Linked DNA regions of Mus musculus: regions 1, 3 and 4 are each linked to region 2. The links are chromatin loops, found by intact Hi-C in ENCODE. Cell type or tissue: left cerebral cortex. All regions are shown on one strand. Links, peaks and the distances in the headings refer to the core of each region. The heading gives the core; the rest is flanking DNA. Region 1 has its middle 86 kb from the start of Gm25803. Region 2 has its middle 32 kb from the start of Tyrp1. Region 3 overlaps Lurap1l (leucine rich adaptor protein 1-like). Region 4 has its middle 160 kb from the start of Gm25803.

Region 1 (5,338 bases), core at 290-5,289, 390 kb after region 2:
TGCAGCTCTGTAAAGTAGCTGCAGTAGGCCTGACACAGGATCCTGTGGCAGGCCTCTTGTGCAAAGGCTCTGTGGGGCAGCTGTCTTGTTGAAACTGAGATCAGGGTAGAGTCTAGAGGCTGAAGACGCCAGTAGGAGCTTTTGCCATTATCATGACCAATGTGACTTCTGCTTCAAATTCATTTTGGTTTACTGCTCCCCGCACTCTACCAGCCCTGAAACTTCAACTATAGTCTTACCCAAAATCGAAGTTTTTATCAATTTCTAAAGACAGGGCCTTGTCACCCTGTTCCTATTTATAGTGCGGCTCTTGACCAGCAATTTTAGTAGACGGAGATGGATGGGTGGGGGTGGTTATTCCTAGTGTTTTGGGTATCCGTATTCAAAGTGTATATGTGGGATCAGTATGTGATATGAGCTGAGTAAGTGATGGTTGAATTAAGAAACCAGAGCTTTTTGAAAAAAAAAAAAGAAAGAAAAGAGAAAAGAAAAAGTTAATATGTTGGAGTTCTCCCCACCTCAGATAAAGACTAAAGAGAGACAGCACCACATAAAAAGGATTTCATTGACTATTATTTTCCAGGTCAGGGTGGTCCTTGTGTCCAATAGAGGGAACCTTGACAGTTCATGCTGGAACGATACCTGAACTGGATTAATAATGGATTAACCAAGGTCACTACATTTCAAGCTTAACATTGTCAAACGATCTCTTTTTACTTAAGATAGTATCCAAAGGGAAGAATCGGCTACTTCAGAAGAGTGCTGCTCCCCATAGAAAGAAAGGCTTTTACAGTGAAGTTGTAACGTGAAATCACACCATTCTCTGATAGCCGGGGAATAGATAGCCAATTGAACAGAAGTTGGGACAGGGTTCGAATTGAGAAAAGCCACGATGCAAATACAGGTCTACAACGACTGTTCCAAGGCTCATGAAGATTTTTTTTCTTTTGCTCCAAGGAAATAAAGATACCATCTTTGCGGTTAACACCACGAAAGTGTTAGCCAAAGCATATTCCAAGACGGTAGGAACCCATGGCTGGTGGAGGTCTTCCAAGGCCTTTCCTTTAGGTACGGGAGGGGGGGTGTTGTTTGTTTTGCTTTTGCTTTGTTTGTTTTCTGTTTTACTACTGTATTCTTGCAGTTTCCTAAGGATCAGTGTAGACTGAACTTCAGAGTGAGTAATAGTCGATTTACACATTAAGAGAAAAAGCTAAGCTGAGCCAGGAGCCCTAAGCTTAAAAGGGGACTTCAGCAAAGCCTTCCAGGAAGTTGCCCGGGGCTACGTATACACCCTGCATGCTTTTAATCCCTTACTGAAAGACAGAGCACTAAGATCATGGGGCTACCAAAGAAAAATTGGGAGAAAACAAAGAAGGATTTTGTAAAAATGCATTACTTTTGCTAGAAATTGAAGGCACTGTTTGACACAGTACAGTATTAGCTGTCATCTCTGCTTAAAACCCACTTAATGTAAAGTGTCAGGAAGCACTTCTGTGAAGAGGGGAGACTTTAACAAAAACTAAGAAGGTACCAGGAGTGTTAATAATACTGGATGTTTATTAATTTAGTGAACCTTGGCTCTTATCACACAGGGATAACATGCCTTAGTTTTCAGAATTTACCATGTTCAATGGATACAAATTGCCATTAAACAGAATGAAGACTATTTTGGTGATCCTAAGGGCCTAAGACTAGAGTATAGTTTTATGTGCATGTTCTCTATAAGGAAAAAAAATGTTTTTCAAATCATACTCTTCTACAGCAAGAAAACTTAGTAGGCTCATATGTCTGTAGAAGCGTAACTCTAAGTGTCCCAAGCCAAAGATGCCAGATAAGCTTATTTCTGTTTGTTCCAGAGATGAAACTTACCAAGAGGAGGCTGAAGGTCAGCGAAGGAGGAGAACAACGGCTTCTTTAAATCCTCTCCACTAAAGCCCTGAAGCGACACTCAAGCCGACTTCACCTTAAGTCAGGAAAAAATCCACCAAATCTCTCATCCTATCAGAATGAAAGCTCTATTGAGAGGGTGGGAAAAGAAAACCATAAAATGTGCTTTCAAAGTAATTTAAAAATTCTGTGAAGTAGTAGTAATATTAATAAAACGTCTGGCTTCTGAGCATTGGCACTTAGTGTGGATATTCTTTTAGTTTTCTTATATGGAATATTTTGTTTGGAATACAATTAGCTACATTTTAAAATTGTCTTTAAAACTGTCCCATTTTAAATTAGATTTTCATAAAGAAGGTATTTGTAAAAAATTAGCTAATTTGGTCTTTTCTGAAAGAAAGAAAGAAAGAAAGAAAGAAGGGAGGGAGGGAGGGAGGGAGGGAGGGAGGGAGGAAGGAAGGAAGGAAGGAAGGAAGGAAGGAAGGAAGGAAGGAAGGAAGGAAGGAAGGAAGGAAGGAAGGAAGGAAGGAAGGAAGGACAAACCTTGTAAGCCTGTGGCTCTATCCTTTTTTTTCTCCAGAGCAAAAAACAAAGTTCCACAAAAGCAGAAACAATGTAATCTGTAAAATACATACTTGCTTTCTGCTTCTGTACAAGTCCCTGGGGAACTGTAAAGGCCTGGTACTTTAGAAATAAGATTGGAGACCCTTTCTGCAGAGACCATTTAACCAGTCATGAGGTGGGGACCAGGCAAGGGCAAGTGGTGAGGGGCTCAGTGTCCAGAGGACTGTTGCAAAACAAAAGTAGCAGGGCTCTCCTGCCCTCTAGTGGTTCGACCTCAGAAGTGCAACTTCCTCAGTGGATTTGTTTTAGTTTCTCTCCCGGGTTTACTTTAGAGAATTTCAAGTACATTTAATTAAAGACAACTTTATGCCGGTATCCTCGGGGACCGTAGAGATATGGCTTGTCCTTCAGGAATTTTGATTATTCAAATTCAATAATTTATGTTATTGAGTAAGAACTTGCTAAATATCATTGGCACTATGACGATAATGCTAAAATCTCACCTCCCTCCTTGGCACATTCTAAACACCCCTATTTTGCCCAATTGCCTGCATCTCTTCCTTTTGTCCACCTGGAAAGGTAGAAAAGGAAGAGAAACTCTGCCTAATGGGGTCACTGTTGCACTGTATATGTGCAAACTATCACTGGCTGAGGCTGACAGTCCCCAGGGAGCCAAATATTTTAATGTGGGTGTAATAGCTTCTTGTCTATCATTTTTATTTACTGTAGATAATTCTAACTTTTCTGTTTCTAATGTTTCCTTTGAAACATACATTATGAGCTCACCCATATAAATAAACACATTAATGGTGGCCAGCACTAGCCTCAAGTTCACCCATTTTTATTTTTATGTTTTTGCTGTCCATTCAGTCAGAGCATTGCTTTCTAGTGCCACACGCTTTAAGTGATGAGAGTGCACGCATGCTGTGTAAGCTGTCCAAACCTTAAATCAGTGCAGAACCTGATACTGCAATCACTATGACACAGATATTGAACCAAGTGTGTGTTAGCATATCAATACTAAACACAACAGTCATCAAAATACCTCTTTGGCTTAGTCTCTTTTATTTTCCCTCTAAGTGTCTCAATACTATCATGTGGCAATATTCTATGGGAACTTGCCTCACACTGCTATGGGCACAGCCACTAGAGCAACTCTGAGTCATACACACAATCGCTGGGAAAGCTGCTCACCTGCGGAGACCTGCCCTGTGAAGACAGTAGAAGTTGAGCAATCTCAGGATCCTCCTGGTGGAAATGTATACACTGATGGCTGGAAGCTGGGCGGGTCTAATGTCTGGATTGTGGAGAGTGCAGCTAAGCACATGCTAATGACAGCCCCAGCTGCTCTTCATTCATCCTGGTCACCCCAGCTTCCAATGTGCACCCTTAATGCTTGGCTGCTAATTCCCTTGACTTAGAACAGGGTGAGGTCATATTAAATTATTTAATCCTTTAGAAAAACCTACTTCCAAACACTTGAGTTAAATAAAAAATCACTTGCTAGAAAACAGTTTTCAATGGTAGCTTTTACAATATATTGTTGACAATTTAAAAAACTCAACTCATTTATAAAAGTAGGGAACTAAATTATTTCTTATTTTGTTGTTGTTGTTGTTGTTGACAGTGTTTTGTCGTGCAGCCCAGGCTCACCTCAAATTCGTGATCCTCCTTACTCAGCCTCCTTAGTGTTGGGATAGCAGGTCAGGTGCCACAGTGTTCCGCCTGACTGTTTAATCTTATTGACAGTGAAGAATGTTCAGACATGACAATCATTTAGCTTGGAATATTAGCATATTCACATTATAGTGCATGGCCAGTGTTTAGTGAAATTTGACAATAAAGATGGCAGAGAATCAGAATAAAACAACCACAAAAACAAACACACACACACACACACACACACGCACGCACACACGCACGCACGCACACACACATGCACGCACGCACGCGTACACACACACACACACACACACACACACACACACACACGTGCAAAGATGTACACCGTGAGAACAGCCAGTTAGACACAGGGACCATCAAAGGACTGGTTTGTACTCTCATTTTGACTTTTCAGCATCACCTGGACTACTTGTTGCAACTTAGCAAGTAGCCATTGCTGATCTATCTATCATTTTCCTCTCCGGTCCTCACTCTGTATCCTCATTGCCCACCACACTGGCAGTTTCCTCCATGCCGCTCACATGAAAGGCTGGAGCCAAAGAGGTGGGTTTCCAGAAACATAGTGCTATGAACTTTAATCCCTTCAGATATTTTTTATCAAAGATATTCGGAAAATTATATTTACCATTCAATGAAGAGTTATTATGATATGTTACTGTGTTTGGTATTTTGATGTTCCTCAAAAAACCCACATCTCTGTGTTAAACTAATGTTCAAACATTTTATTTTTGAAATCCATATAGGATTTTTTATTTATTTTAAAGAAGTAAAAATATATCAGCACGTGTGTTCATTATACTCTGTATTCATATATTTTACACATGACACGCTTCAGGGCATAAGATCTCATTAAGCAGAGGACATGTGAAAGGTAAAGGAATGCAGGCAAAGGGTCTGAAGGAGAGGCTAACGGTAGCCTGGTGAGGACAAGGTCTTCTTAGAGAAAAGCAGTCTATGCCAATCAGGTTTGGAAAAGTTAAAAAAAAAAAAAAAAGACCAAAAATTAAGCAAAAACCCAAAGCTAAGCAATAGGTGTCCCTAGTACTAATGAGATAAAAGCATTTACTTCTCACTCAATCAGCAGACTGAGGCAAGCTGGAACAGGAAGTGGGAAGACTGAACAAATGAGCCCCACACATGTTCTCAGGGACACATGTAGACCAGAGGAAATCTATGCCACACAGTAGGAAAGAAACTCAGCTTC
Region 2 (5,338 bases), core at 86-5,085:
ACAAACAAGCAGCTTTTAAGAAGAAAAATAAAATCATGTAGAAATGCCAACATCTTAGTCCTAACTGTCTCAGACTCCCTCACCACATCGATCAGGCTGGCCTGGAACTCCGCCCGCCTTTGCTCCCTGAGTGCCAAAGTTAAAGGCGTGCCCCACTGGCTTGCCGGTCCTCTAGTAGTTCATAACTTCTCTAAGCGACCGTTTTCTTATATTTAAAATAAGGACAGCTCTACAAAACAAAAATAAATTTGTAAACACTCAAAGTAAGAATGTATGTTGTGTATCTGTAGTGATGGTGTATGGGCTTTAATGTAAAAGAACTTAATAAACTTCAAGAGGTTCTACGAAGTTCAGTGATAACTACATTTTTTAAACAATCATCTGTAAATATATATATATATATATATATATATATATATATATATATATATATATATATATGTATGCTGCAAAGTTTGATCTCTAGGTTTGCCATAGCTTGTAGCACGCTGATTTCCAACTGAATGCTCTCCTCCCAGTGCCATCGAGGGCATGTCACAGCTAATTATCTGTCATCACGCCCTGTTGCATAGGCGGTACCTTGCCTGCTGCTGCTGGGACCTCTCGCTGTCTGTTGATTCATTTGCATTACCTCCTGAGAGCCTCTGCTGTGTGTGGAGCACACAAAGCAGAGCCCAGGGGCTAACTGGCAGGCCCGTCAGAACCGCGGAACGCTTCTCAGTCCCCTCCTCATTACTTAGTGAGTAATGTGGGGATGTTCTCTGCTTCACGCGCTCTGGCAAAGTAAACGGTCATCTGCTGCTTCAGCTGCTTCCCAGCGTCTGGGGTGCAGCACTACAACGCAGGAGGAACTGCGCTTGCACTTATGCAAATCATGATGGAGCGCCTGGGTTTGGCAGCATTCCTTCCAGAAGCCTCCTTTGCGCGCTGCACCGGCTGCCTGTTTGGTGCTTCCAGGGTTTTGAGAGGCAACCTCAGAATAGATCTTGCCCAGCTCAATGTATTTCTATGTTCCTGGACTAAGGAAAACATTCAGCTCTTCCCTACGTCCATACTGAAACCACAATGTTTCAATTTCATCTCTAAAATACACGTTTGAGACCGAGTCGGCTTATGCATATCTGTCTTTTTAAATTAAGGAGATGTACTTCCTTAACTGATACTCCGGGTTAGATTTAAAATATATGAAAGCATTCTAACAGATCATCTACACATAGCACACGTACCAAATTGTTGGAGTGTATGTGTATGTGAATTTATATGACGTATATGTATATGTATACGTATGTGTGTATGTGTGTATATATATACATGTTATGATATGTATGTGTATATGTATATATAAGTATGATATATGTATATATGTGTGTGTGCACGTGTGTATGTATATATTAACATTTTGTCCTAATAATTTTATTATCACTATACATAGTTTTAAAGCAGTAAAGTGAATTTTATTCAGGTATTTCTTTTTTTCTCCAATTTTTTATTAGGTATTTTCTTCACTTACATTTCAAATGCTATCTCAAAAGTCCCCTATACCCTCCCCTCACCCTGCTCCCCTACCCACCCACTCACACTTCTTGGCCCTGGTGTTCCCCTGTACTGGGGTATATAAAGTTTGCAAGACCAAGGGGCCTCTTTGGAGCTGAGACGAAAGGATGGACCATCCAGAGACTGCCACACCTGGGGATCCATCCCATAATCAACCACCAAACGCAGACACTATTGCATACACCAGCAAGATTTTGCTGAAGGGACCCTGATATAGCTATCTCTTGTGAGGCTATGCCAGTGCCTGGCAAACACAGAAGTGGATGCTCACAGTCAGGTATTAGATGGAACACAGGGCCCCCAATGGAAGAGCTAGAGAAAGCACCCAAGGAGCTGAAGGGGTCTGCAATTCTATAGGAAGGACAACAATATGAACTATTCAGGTATTTCTTTAGCACCTTTCAGCTACTTTAATCCCAGCAAAGACAGGTCGGAAAGTGACAAAGATTCACTTCATCTTTGTACGAAATCTTAGTTCACTAACGGGTGGGAATTTTTGGTTTTCTTTCTTTTTTCTCTGCATTAGTCTATGCTTTTTAGGACAGAGTATTTCTGTAAAAAAAATAAATAAATTCATAGTCAGCTTAGAGAACAAGAGAATGGCAAAGATGCATGGCAAAAATTAATAATAAAATTGAAAACTGAGCCAGGAAACTTGTAAAGTCGTTGGAAAAGCTCTGTGCTTAGGGCCGCTTTCCTCTAGATGTCAGTGTAGTCCTAGACTTTACAGCCCCTAGCTGTACTGAACCGAAGGGCACAGGAAAATGTTTATTGCAGGCCCGTGCTATGTATGTAATTGAATGGTTTTTCTTTTGACAACTGAACCAGATTTGCAACTATGGATGTTCGTGTGAAGATGACATAATAGATTTTGTTCTAGAAGAACAAAACATGGCTAACACATCTTACACACACTGTTTTCTGCAACGTTGTAGGCATTTCCCAACCCTGGCATTCACTGTGGCATGCATAACTGAAGGATGTCATATGCTGAGATGTTAGTATTTTAAAAGCTCAATAAGTTCCATTATCTTAGATGGTTATTGATATAATTGATGATGACTGAACTCAATTTAATCTGCCCATTAGCATGGAGTCTTGCATTACACTTTTATCACCAAAAGGCTAGCAACACCAAATATTAGAAGAAAGAAAGTTATGAATCTGTGGAGTACGTATTGCAATTTATCACAACATGTGCAGCTAAACACGGAAATTCACAGTTCCCCAGCCATAAAGACACCATTATCATCTTCTCTAGAGATGAAACTTGATCACAGGGTTGGTATAGACAACTTCCTATACAGATGGCAAAAATACTAAAGAACTAAACTAGATGGTGGTGAAGATAAATAAATGTATATATATTCATTTCTCTGCTTGAATTAGTGACAAATTCTTATTCTGTCTTGGGCCTCTGGACTTCTCAACATGTGCCATGACCCAATCAATAGTTCAGCTGGTCATGTTACAAGATTGAAATTCTCCAAATGATAGATGGTAACAATTCACAAATGAGGGTTTATTTCACAGTTTAAAACAAAAAACAAATGAAGTCTAATAAGCCTTGCTCTCAGCAGACAGGTAGGCAAATGTCTGAGGTTGAGGCCATCTGAGTATACATAGCAAGTTCCAAGCCACTCAGAGCTACAGAGTGAGACCCTGTCTAAAATGTATCACCAAAACAAAATGTATCTTTAAGTAAAGATTTCAAAAATCACATTTTAATAGTTATCTCCAGTGACATTGATGATTCCCTATGTTTAAAATATTGTAAGGAATATTCTTTTTTGTCAACTTTACTACATCTGGAATTAACTAAAATTCTAAAGGCTGGATACACCTGTCAGGAAATTTTTTGTAGTTAAATCATTTGAAGTGAGAGGACCCATTCTTTTTTCGGGAGGCGGGGGGTAAGGGGGAAGAAAGGGTTCCAGATAGGGTTTTTCTGTGTAGCCCTGGCTGTCCTGGAACTCACTCTGTAGACCAGGCTGGGAGAGGATCCATACTTAATCTGAATTTTTGGGGTAAGAAGATACATTTTTAATCTGCTCCACATCTTCTGGTTGACAGCCTATATAAAGGACATGAGAGAAGGGAGCATGGAACATGGAACATGACCAGTTGAACTATTGATCCGGTACTGACTGACTCTTCAGGATTCCATCATGTACTGAAGATGAGCAGAGACATCCAGCCCCATGGGCTGAACTGGATTCTTGGCCTTTCTCTTGATAGACAGCCATCGTTGGATCTAGCCTAGCTGGACCACAGCCTGCAAACCACTGTAATAAATCCTGTATATAAATGTAAATCTCTCAATTTCCAAGTCGGCTTTGCTGAGCAGAGTTCAGCATTTGCTCAGGACTTCTCTTCCCATCAAGGATAGGGAAAACTCCTCTTTGCCCTTCCTGGCTTCTGAATCTCATTGCTTTCCGTCCTTGGCTTGTGTGCCTTCCTCCACCTCTAAACCCCGAGGTCTGCATCTCTGCGTCTCACATTTGCTTCTGTCCCAAGGCTTTCCTTGTGTCTGTTCATTGAATATCTGCTCTCCTCCACTATGCCAGGAAATGTGTGATTGCATTTCAGACCCATGAAGGCAATGCAGGATAATCTCCCCATCTGGAGATCTCAATCATACCTGCAAAGTCTTCTTTATCCTACGAGGTTACACTCCGAGTCCATGGATTAGGGCCTAGGCACCTTCCAAGCCATTCCTCAGCTCTTCACAAACGTTCCCTTTGTGAGAAGCTGGCTCAGCTGTGAGCAGCAGAGAAAAATGAAGCCACTTCCAGATTCTTCATCTTCCCTTAGCAAATTCCCATGAAAAGTTTATCCTTGACTCTCTTCTGGCAATGATCAAGGAGAATAAATCAAGAAGACTATAAAGCTGACTGAAGGATTCTAAGTCACTCTCATAAATTCTGAAGAAAATTTCCTGTCCTTCAGTTATTTCTCTCCTACCCACATGAGTCTACTGAATGCTGTTTCTACTGAATGCTGTTTCTACTGAAGTTGCCTGTACTCTTAAACTACGGTCTCACATTTAACACAGCTTGAAGTTCTCCCTCATAAATCCACTTTGTTTGGTTTATCCGTGTCTTCAATATTCACATAATTAAAATGTTTATACTACTCAAATCAAACATTCTGTAGAATTCTATATTCTTTTAATAAACAACGGGCCAGGTGTGGTAGCACAGACCTTCAATCCCAGCCCTCGGGATTCAGATGTGAGAGGACTTCTCTAAATTTAAGGACAGAATGGGCCAAACCTGATCTACATGGTGAACTCTGGATAGCCAGGACTACATGGTGAAATCTTTCCTGGAAGGGGAAAGGTATTTTCACAGTTAGAGAAAAACTACTCTAAATTCACATGGAGGCACCAGAAATTCCAATTAGCCAAAGAAATCTTGAACAAATTAAGCAAAACTGGAGTTATCATAGTACCTGATTTCAAGACATGCTCTCAAAAATCAAAACTTAAAAGCTTTAGAGAGAAAGACAGAGTACAAGCCACAGTATTCAAGGCAGCATCACAGCATAACAGAAATTTAGATCTGAGTTGTTATAGAGATCCCCAAAACAAATCTAGATGTCCACAGACAACTTGTTTCCCAGCAAGGCATCAAATATGCACACTATAGTAAGGACAGCCTCATCAACAAACAGTGCTGGAAAAACTGGATATCCATGGGAAGAACTTTATCTCTATCACTCACTGTCTATGTAAGGTTTCCATTGCTGTGATGAAAGACCATGACCAAAGCAACTAGGAGCA
Region 3 (5,338 bases), core at 61-5,060, 86 kb after region 2:
AGTCCTATACCACCAGCCCACACAAAGCCCCAGTGTTCTGAAGGGGTCCAATCTGGTGCATAGCTGGTGTCCAATTATTGGACATATTTTGACCAAGTAGCTATTATGTGCCACGTACTCCTCTAGGACTTAGCAAGCAGTGGTAATTAGGCAGACCAAGTTCCTAGTACTCAGAAACTCCTTTACACACAAGTAATAAATTGGTTTCAGCAAGTCATAAATATTAGGCAGGAAACAATAGTCATGAAACTCGGTCTAACTGGGCTTGACGACTGGGCATGACTAATCAGGAATGGGTTCGACGTGCTGATAACATGGAAGCTCTGAGCTTGAGGAGGGCCCCAACTGGCAATATGCTCAGAATAAAGTCACAGGACTCTAACAGCCTAGATGAGAAAAGCACGGGCTCCTGCCACTGTGTAAAGCTACTCTGTTTTTGGTGCAGTTATGGCAAGGACTGAGATGAATCATAGCATGAAAAGGGTCGGGCAGTCATTGGAGTAGCACTGTGACTCAGTTTTTGGTGGATTACTAATTCTCCCAAGGTTCATCAATACTGTAACCATACCTTAGTTCTGGAAGAAAGCCACGAGTAACAGACAAGAACTCCTGGAACAGACCAGCAGCCAACCACAGAAATCAGCACACCCAGCAATCTGGAAGAGACTGTTTACTGTCCCGGGGGACAAAGGGATAGACACACATCTATAATCATTATTTATGTGAACAGGTTTTTAACCATGATACTTCCCCCGCCCTCCCCAACAGTGACTCAATAGACTCTGAATGTTTTGCTTTTAGCAGCAAAAGATTTCCTTACTTGAATCATTTCATGGTCAAAGGAAGCTTTTGTTCCTTCATAGTCTGCTTTCTTTTTCTTCTTATTGATCAATTAAATTGAAAAATATATATATATATTAGATGCTACCACTATACAAGACCAAAATTGCTGATAGAAAATTAACCCTTGACTCATGTTATTTCTGAAAGCCTGAGTTTATTAATTTATTAAGAGCTGATATGTCAAAGATCTTAAAATATGGCTAAAATTTTAAAAAGTGTTTAGGAAAGACTTTGCAATTTAGTAGAGCAGTAAGAATGGCTTTCCTAATAACAATATGAACTAACCAATACCCACAGAGCTCGTGTCTCTAGCTGCTTATGTAGCAGAAGATGGCCTAGTCAGCCATCATTAAGAAGAGAGGCCCCTTGGTCTTGTAAACTTTATATGCCCCAGTACAGGGGAACACCAGGGCCAAGAAGTGGGAGTGGGTGGGTAGGGGAGCAGGGTGGGGGAGGGTATGGGGGACTTTTGGGATAGCATTTGAAATGTAAATGAAGAAAATACCTAATAAACAATTGGGAAAAAAAAGAATGACTCTCCTAAGGGGCTTATTTGCCTAACTGAGACATATATACACACATATTTGTAATATATATCACAAATCAGTCTACTATGCAATGGCACAAAATTCAGCAATGTCGTAAGATAGAAACCTAAAGTGCTACAGAAGCTTCTTGGATCAACATGGGGGACTAGAGTCAGTAAGCTGGGAAAAGTCCACCAAGAAAAACGAGGAGGGTTTGGAGAAATGATAAATGATGATGGTCCGTAAATGCATGCTCAGAGCTCAACCCAGGTGGGGTGTTTTTATGGGTGAAGCAGGCATTTGGGAGCAGGCATCTGTTTTCCATTTGCAAAGTTGTTGGGAGAAGATCCTGCTGGTCTTGCTCCATGCGTGTAATGGCATGGGAAGGTCCTTCAGCTTCAGAGGCTGGCTGAAGAGTACCAGTGTGACCCAGTGGTTTTCTTTGCTGATCAGTGGATCCATGTGCATTGTTATATTTGTAGATACTGGTATTATTTGTGATTTGAACTCTGTCTTGATGACCTATAAGGTCTGTGGGTAAATTTGAACACAAAGACTTTCAGAAAGTCTCTGTCTTGGTCATAGTCATTGCAAGGTTATTGAAGCAGCATAAAGTAATTAAAAAATAAAGTTTGAGACTTGCTGAGTTCATACCCTTTTGTTTGGAACATCATAAAAAGTACTGATTTTAACCTGTTACTGCTTGTATAATTATGCATATTACTAAGAAGATGCAGAAGTTGCCCCAGTACAGGGGAACACCAGGGCCAAAAAGGGGGAGTGGGTGGGTAGGGGAGTGGGGGTGGGTGGGTATGGGGGACTTTTGGTATAGCATTGGAAATGTAAATGAGCTAAATACCTAATAAAAATGGAAAAAAAAGAAAATTCAAAAAAAAAAAAAGAAGTTGCTTTAATATCTTAGAGAATTTTAAAAGTGTGCCTTGTACTTCTTAGTTTTCCATTTATGTTTTTGTTACTTTTTGTAAATTGTACTCTAGAGTGGAACTGTTTTCTTTCTTCTCTGTCTGTCTATCCATCTGTCTATCTCCCTGTCTGTCTCTTCTCTCTGTAACTTTGCCTACCCATTAGTGTTGAACCCAGAACACTATGGGCAAGCACTCTATACACCTAACACTGTTCCCACTGGCTCTCTGGTGAAGGAGATTTTATCCATCCCTGTTTGTTCACACATTCACTTTTCACCTTCAGTTATGAATTCACTCCTCAGCAGGAAGTCCTTTTGCATGAAAGCACATTTCTGATGACAATAGGTTTCTGTTTGTGGTTTGAGTCACTCAAGAATGAATGCCTTTGATAATTCTTGAGACCTACATATCTGAATTAGCTCTAGGTCTTAAAGAGAGAATTGGCATGGCCAGTCTTTGGGGTTACTATGGCCAGTGGAAGGATGGGATTTATTTTCAAAACTGTAATGAATGTGAGTAGGCCCTCTTGTGGCCAGCCAGTTTGTTTAACCTTAAAAGCAAATGAATTATCCTAGTGTTCTTTATGGAGATGCAGTTAGAAGGGTTGCCAGTTTCTACTTTTTCTTAACTTTGTTTTTTTGCCTGCGGTTTTCAGTTCTTTTTGAAAGATGAAAGCAATAATGCCTACAGGACAGGGTAATTAGATTTTTGTAATGAATGTTGTTGGTTTTGTTTTCACAATGTTGGATGTTATCATTTAATAAGCAGAGGTATCTATAAAATTAATGAGGACTCCCTAATTTCTTCACTTTCTTGGTTGTCACACCCAGTTCCACATTAGTACTGATAAGTTAATCCAGAAAAAGAATGCATTTCTTAATAGACAACTTGGCATTTGATGGGTGTGTTCAAGGAGCTTCATTGGGGTCAGAAATACAATGGGGATTTTTTTTTTCTTTTTGGCTGTTTAGGAGCCTGATGCATATGTCAGGAAGTGAGTTCTTGATTCTGACTTCTACTAGGAGTCAACAATTTCCAGAGTGGGTGAGACAAGTGTGTGTGTGTGTGTGTGTGTGTGTGTGTGTGTGTGTGTGTGTGTGTGTAGTAAATTTAACATTGTGGACTGCAGTGATATGAGCAAATTTGAGATTTTTCTTGAACATTGAATAACTAGCATGTCTTTCTTCTCTTCTTCTCCATCCTAGGTTAACCTCAGAGCCACTGATGTAAGGCTCATGCGTCAATTGCTCCTCATCAATGAGAGCATCGAGTCCATCAAGTGGATGATCGAGGAAAAAGCCACCATTACCAGCCGAGGCAGCAGTCTCAGTGGCAGCCTGTGTAGTTTGCTGGAGAGTCAGAGTACCTCCTTACGTGGCAGCTACAACAGCCTCCATGATGGCAGTGATGGGCTGGATGGCATCTCAGTAGGGAGCTACCTGGACACTTTGGCAGATGATGTACCAGGTCATCAGACCCCTTCAGACTTGGATCAGTTCAGTGACAGCTCCATCATAGAGGACTCACAGGCTCTGCACAAGCATCCCAAGTTGGATTCTGAGTACTACTGCTTTGGCTAATGATCCACTTTTTTGCATGGGACTGGTGTGCAATTAAACTTGTATGTATCCTTCTTCTCTGCTGCTATATTTTTGGTGTGATTTATTTTAATAAGGCAACCTTTTTAAAGAAGCTTATTTTTAAACTGCTTAATGATATTTCTGTTGCTCCTAATATTTCTCATCTAGACTGATTTATTTTTCTCTGTTACATCTCTATTTTTATTTATTGTAATAATCTCTCTCCCTTCTCTTAAAGTAGCACAGACAAAGTAGAGGGGGAAAATAAGCAATAATTGTTTCTGCTTTTGATTTCAGAGTAAGGGGTCAGGGATTATATGAACACTTTGCTAAATTTTACAATAAACCAAAGTCTGATCACTTCCTTCATACCGTGGTTTGTGGTGTTGAATGACTTGAGATTTCTATGTGCCAGAAGATACGAAGATGGTTTACTGTTTGTGCGTTAAATCAAACCAGCTATTTGGACAAAGGTAGACATTATTACAAAGCCAGAATGCATTGGTGCACAATGAGCTGTACTCTTAGATACATGTATCCACATCACTGACATTTGGAAGACCCACACTGCATAGGCTCGATTTAGCCTACTCTGGTGTCCACATTATAGATTAGAATTTTAGAATTCCAGCAATGCATTTAACACAAATCTTGAGTTTGTTTCACAATATGTATTATACTACTAGATTTCAAAGGAAAATGGACAGTAGTTTTCAAGGTGAGTACCGGCAATGACCTTTGGATTTCTGTGGGAGGAATAAAGGAGAGAATGAAAGAATGGTGTGTCAGATCTGAAGCAGGACAGCGAAGATTGGTGAATCCACAGAGAAGGGTCACAATGTCAGCCACGTGGATCTCTGAGTCAAGCAGGCAGATGAGAAATTTTCCACAGGAAGAAGATGGCAGAAATGACTACCACGTGTGTGTTATGGTCCCTCTTGTAGTGCCTCCCTTCAGGAATTGTCTTTCCTGGTTCCAGGGAATCTGGGAAGTGTAACATTTCAGCAGGAATCTATTTTGAAATACTAAGTTTAAAGATAGTTTGAGATTTACAGATATTTTCTTATATTTATTTTGACATAGTAGAAGGCATAAACGTGTACAGTAAGGTAAGAGCAGAACCATTATAACTATAAATACCAATATGTTATTTTTTCATCCTAAAAAAAAATTTCCTAGTTTTCTGGATTGGTACCTGAATATGTATAGTGAGTCAAAACACTTAGTTTTTCTTTTGGTATTTATTTTGTTTTATATGTGTGTGTTTGGTGGAGATGTGTAATGGATACCTAGGACTGTGGTGGCCAGAGGCATTAGATCCTCTGGAGCTGGGATTATGGGCAGTTGTAAGCCAGCCAACATGGGTGCTGGGGATCAAACTCTGGTCCTCTGAAGGAGAAGCACATACTCTTAACAGCTGGGCCATCTTCAGAACCATTTAATTTTGACGTGGTGTTATTAT
Region 4 (5,338 bases), core at 195-5,194, 310 kb after region 2:
ATGGGCCTAGAAGCACCCCTCCCCCCCCCCATCTACTAGACCTTGACATCCACAATGTGACACAAGCTGGATGGAAAATATATGCTCAAGTGACTTCTCTTATCTCTATGGACATAAGCCTGATGGCACAACTTAAGGGTGGGATGGCAGTTCAGCTTACAGTTTCAAGGAAACTAATAGGAACTTTTACAAGGGTTTCAGTAAATAACAGACAGGACAGGAGGGGACGGGAGGAGGGGAGAGTGTCAGGGCAGAGAAACACCCAGCTCAGCAGGCAAAACAGTTGAAAAACAATGCTGCTACAAACTTTCTCCTTTCTTCATTTCTATTCTGTTTGGGGTCCCAGGCAATGGAATGGGTGCTGCTGCCCATGTCCAGGGTGGCTTCTGGCCACTTCCAAGGTGGGTTTTTACCCTCAGTGAGTCCTCTCAGGGCAACACTCTCACAGACAATTCCAATCTTCTAGTGGATTTTTGAAGGGACTCAAGTATGTGAGCATGGCTCTGGCAGGTCTTGCTCTTTTCTCCCATCCCACTTGCCTTGTTAAAAGCAGATTATATTCCTAAAGCTAACCACCAAGGTCTATTGCTATTTGACCACTTCTTCCTCCTGAGGCTGATTGCCAAGGTCCAGCTATCAAAGGACTGAAACCCAGCAATCAAAAGTCGTCCCCCCCCCAGCTTCCTTAATTAACTTATCCAATTAAAATTCAACACCTCATCCAAACACAGGGTTTCCCTCTTTACCTCTATAAACTGCCATTTTCCTGTGGACCACATCTGTCTCCTCTCTATCCAGAGGCAGTCCTTTGCCCCATACCTAGGCAGATATCCCTGCCCCCTCTGCCTTGTTCCTCTGCCTTTCTCTCTGTCCTCTATCTCCTGTCTTTGTTTTTTATTTCCTGACCTTTGTCCCTTTGAGCTGAGAACTTGGTCTTCGGGGTCCAAATGATACCTTTTTTTTTTCTCTTTAAATCCAGTCACGTTTAATGAATCCTGATGACCAGAGATTAGATTCTCAATAGACTTGGCAGAGAGGGATGACCTCAGCCAAGGCATCAACCTTTAGGCTGAGCACACATGTAAACAAGAAGGGAATACACTAACAGGATGAGGCATAAGTGATTAGTGAAGACTCTCAGCTCCTTAAGGGCGTAACCATAAATTATGCCCGACAGTTCGGTTTCCGGTAATTGTTAACAAATCTGCTGTGTTCATTAAGATCACGTCTTCCAGCTTGTTACATGGCTCATCTAATTACCTGCCTTATCCTTGTTTGGGGTTGTTAGAGCAGTTGTCTCCCACTTCAGCGGGAACCTGCTGGGTACAGGCACAGAGAGTGACTTCCTGTGTGCATTTGGGAGCTGTGGTCTGTTCACTCCCAGAGGTCGTTGCTACCGGGTCTGGAAGCTGGGTGTGAGCAGGTATCTTTTCAGCATCCTATTGTCTGCTATTTTGAATCTAAACTTCTGGGTGACTGTCATTATTATGGCCATGACCCCACAGTGGCAGAGACATTGATCGAGAAGAGTTAACCTCACAAATGAAACAATGGTCGAACCCCACTAGGTTCTCCACAAGGATGACCCCTTGTGGCTTACGGGAACACAAGTGGACCTGTGCACAACCGGGCATCATGCACATTCCCTAAGCCCTTGAAGAAGCCTTGTTTATTTAACTTTTCAAACTAACTTGAAGCACTTTTAGAACAGTTGTTTACACTGTGTTAACTGGAGAATACACAAGCACTGTGGATACAGGAAATGGAAGCAAGGAAAACGGGCAAGGTGCAGGAACTCAGCTATGAGTAACAGTGGATTGTAACACTGTTTTTTCCTTGACGGTTCTCTTCCTGCACACAGAAGGCACACTTAACAACAGGAAGGTTGGTGAAACCCAGCAGCAGTAGCAGACAGAGAACAGACTCTGGGGCCGCCGTTACTAGGGTATCAATTCCTGTGCTCATCGTGGGTGGGAGGAAAGCGTACGTACATCTATGTAAACACTGAATGCTCCCCAACAGGCTCAGATGTGCCTTTCCTTGCCACACTGAAGTTCTTGTCTTATACTGATCATCTCACAGTTAATATGTCCCACTGGTCCTCCATGTGTGCGGACTACCTGCTCCGTTTTGTGTGTGGCACATAACGTTGAGCATTATTTGATAAGTGCAGAAACAAATACCAAGTGCCTAGACAGCGAACATTCCAGATGGGTTACTAATTGAGCTGTTGGGAAATCTCTGACACTCTTAGATGGGAAAGAGCTGGAGGATGCTCTTGCTCAAGGATTTCCCAGGCCTTTGAACAAGTTCTGTGCTCTGCAAATGTGTTGAGATTCGGTTTCTCCCGCTGATGCGCCACAGATGGCCACATGGTGGCGCTGGCGCTGCGCCGTAGAAACGGAGCTCAGGCTGCAGCTGAGGCTCCAGCCTCCCTCGCTGTTCTTCCGGCCCCCGCCCTGCGCTTCCCCTCAGGACTTCCTTCCCATCCAGTCAAGCTTGATGCCATGGCTCTTGCCAAGAAGCTGTCAAGCCAGAAATGGGAGCTGGGGTACTGCCCACCTGAAGCTGGAATTTCCTTTGTTCTTCAGCAGACTCAATTCACTGTATTGCTCCTAGTTAAAAAGAAAAAAGAAAAAAAAAATCTCCACCACACTTTTAATGCTTTTTTAAAAAAAGCATGGTTTCCTAGTTTGAGATGCAAGTATTTTTACTCTGCACTTGATTGGCTCCTGCAAGTGACCCAGTGCTGCCTAAATAAAATCACCTACAAAGCAAATATCCTGATATGTTCTTACGATGTTCACAGCTAGAATGTGCAAGGGCCTGTTCCCTAGTAAAAGGGACTGTTTACTAGCCCAACCTAGCATAAGGCACCTGGACATGTACATTCACAGGCGACTGGAGAACAAGAAAGCAGAAATAAATTACTTGAAAATCACCTACTCGCTATGAATGACAGCTAAGCTCAGAAACTAACAGTCCCTTTGCAGAAGCAAAAATACTTTCAATAAATTAAAGCTGCTATTCTTTTCTCTACACATGTTTGGTATATACATCTGGGTGTGTGTGTGTGTGTGTGTGTGTGTGTGTGTGTGTGTGTGTGTGTGTGTGTCTGTGTATGCGTGCGTGTGCAGGGTGTGTTTGTGCATAAGGATTACCCTGTCATCTTCACTGGGCACCTTAATGTTTGAAACATGGTCTTTCAGTTAACCTAGAGCTCACTGATTGGCCAGACACACTGGTCCCTGATCTCTCAGAGACATATCTTCTGGGATGGTACCTCCATCATACCCAGCATATCTGTAGGAACATAAGCTCAGCCCCTCGAAAGCTCTTTATCCACCAGGCCATCTTCTTATCTCCCCCTTTCCTTGTATTCAGCTAAGTCTTGTGCTACTTAAGGTGAAATAATCCGAAGTCATACTTATATATGGCAATGCTTTTAGTAATTGATATCTAATAAATAAAATGGATGTTTGTAAGGAAGCAGTCCATTGAATCACAACAAGTGTACATTCATTAGTGCAAGCTCTATCACAATTAAGACATGCAAGTAGAGAAATCCTAGTCCAAAACGTCTGGGAGCAGAAATAGTCTAGATTTCTGGTGTCTTCACAGCTTGTAATATTTTCATGTATGAAATGAGGTAGCTCAGAGATGAAACCCATGTTTAGACACAGGATTTTGCAACCTCAGCCAGTATGTATGATACTGGGGAATGATGTTGGCCACTATTTGTCCATTCTAATTTAGCCACTATATAGTATATATGTGAACTGTTAACATGTTTGGATTTTAACTTTCAGCTCTCTGCTGTTGACTGCCGTTGAGCATTCTTTCATATGCTCGCAAGGAGTTGTGGGTCTTCCTCTGTGACATGTCCATTTAGAAACTGAGCTTTCCAAAAACCCACATATAGTAAGCTGTTCCTGTAATGTGGGTGTGAGTTTTCTGTTATTACTGTGGGTTGGAGAACTATCTTCTTCAGCCTGTGGCTTCTTCACTTGGTGTTCCCCCACGGTGTCTCTTGATAAGCAGAAATTAAATTTAAATGAAAGCATCATTTACAGCTTCCTTCATGTCTAGTGATATAAAACCAGTTACTTGATGTATGTGTCTCGTGCTCTGATCTCAGCTTGCTGGAGAGCCTCTTCCTTCAGTAAGCAGCCTTGACTCAGTCTATAGTCTACGCCTATGCTGGGTTGCCTTGAAAGCCAATTGATGGTGCGTGTTTGGTTCTAGTTGACCCCAGGTCGGTTCTCACCATGCTGTTTGTGCAACTGTTCATCTTCAGGCATCACTAGGATGCCCCCACGCTGCTCTTTGAAGAGATCCCTTTGACCTTATTTCAGGAGTTGTGTTTCCCAAATAAGTTTCAAAGTTAATTCTCAGTTTCCAATACATACACACACACTGTGTGGGGGGGGGGGTAGAAAAAGAGAGATGATTGGATTTGATTGAATAGACTTTACTAGGTTTTTAAACAGTTAATTTGTAAGATCTATTTCTTGTTAAGAAAGCTTCATTTTCTAACTTTTGAAAATTTTCTCAAAATGTTCTTGTCTTTGAAAAATATTTAAAACTGTCTTAAACCAGATCAAAACTCATTTTGAAAATCTTGGAAACCATCCAGTCTATTTTGAGCTACTCTGCCTGGATAAAAAGAAACTTCTTCCCCATGATTCAAGTCTGGAAAAGTATTTTTCTGACATTAAAAAAAAGTATGTAATTATGATAAGTAAGTTCCTAACTTCAGAAATATTTTAGGTGCTTTAAAAAATACTAATATCCATGTTATTTAAGTATTAGCTTAAAAAGTAACTTCTGTGTAGATTCTACAAGATGGAAAAATAATCCCAATTCATTAATTATATTCAAATTATTAAAAATTAAAAACAAAATTGGTGTTCAAGTCTTTCAATCTGGTATATATTCATGACATGTGGGTACAGAATCCTAAAAAAGTAGCCACACAGAAGAAAACAAGTGACCCAGCTTACTGTTCAAGTGATTTTAATTGTAGGTTTTCAGTCTGGTTTGGTTTCCTCTCTATTTGAGCCATTTCAATCTCTTAATTGTTGTCTTCTATTTTGTTTAAAATCTTATTTCATAGAGGTGTGCTCAGGTAGCAAGAGCCCTCTATCAGCCCTCTCTCCAGTCACAACCTGTGTCTCTCTTCTCCCATTTGACAGGAGTGTCTGGACTGTAGTACACAACAACACAGTCATTTGAAAATAAACACAGCCTTCACTATACTTCAGAATCTGTCATATTTGAAGATGCTTGCCGCTGGGCTTGTCAGCGATCAACAGCAACAAATTAACTAACATAAAAT

Evidence for each region. Hi-C counts contacts between places; a loop is a spot of excess contacts. Peaks named below come from ENCODE experiments on the same cell type or tissue, not always from the same donor. Only the 100,000 strongest peaks of a DNase experiment are listed, where the experiment ranks them.
Region 1: a loop joins it to region 2, with 7 times the contacts of the local background. A loop is called at or near these places in 21 of 42 quality-filtered maps.
Region 3: a loop joins it to region 2, with 3 times the contacts of the local background. A loop is called at or near these places in 14 of 42 quality-filtered maps.
Region 4: it touches region 2 in a loop (11-fold over the local background); 14 of 42 quality-filtered maps call a loop at or near these places.

The regions. Positions count from the first base shown.
Region 1 is chr4:81,249,453-81,254,790 of GRCm38, forward strand. No RefSeq gene overlaps it. Among named protein-coding and RNA genes, the nearest start is that of Gm25803, 86 kb to the right of the region's middle. In left cerebral cortex, for the core only: a CTCF peak has its summit at 2,725 (motif pointing left); a DNase peak (open chromatin) is centred at 2,715.
Region 2 is chr4:80,863,990-80,869,327 of GRCm38, forward strand. No RefSeq gene overlaps it. Among named protein-coding and RNA genes, the nearest start is that of Tyrp1, 32 kb to the left of the region's middle. In left cerebral cortex, for the core only: a CTCF peak has its summit at 2,256; DNase peaks (open chromatin) are centred at 119, 832 and 2,264; H3K4me3 peaks cover 736 bases; H3K27ac peaks cover 819 bases.
Region 3 is chr4:80,950,062-80,955,399 of GRCm38, forward strand. It overlaps Lurap1l (leucine rich adaptor protein 1-like), which reads left to right. Exons shown (of 2, transcript NM_026821.5): 2 at 3,502-4,240. The coding sequence ends at 3,876. Among named protein-coding and RNA genes, the nearest start is that of Lurap1l, 42 kb to the left of the region's middle. In left cerebral cortex, for the core only: a CTCF peak has its summit at 2,810 (motif pointing left); a DNase peak (open chromatin) is centred at 433.
Region 4 is chr4:81,176,506-81,181,843 of GRCm38, forward strand. No RefSeq gene overlaps it. Among named protein-coding and RNA genes, the nearest start is that of Gm25803, 160 kb to the right of the region's middle. In left cerebral cortex, for the core only: a CTCF peak has its summit at 2,377 (motif pointing right); DNase peaks (open chromatin) are centred at 2,402, 3,323, 3,621 and 3,901.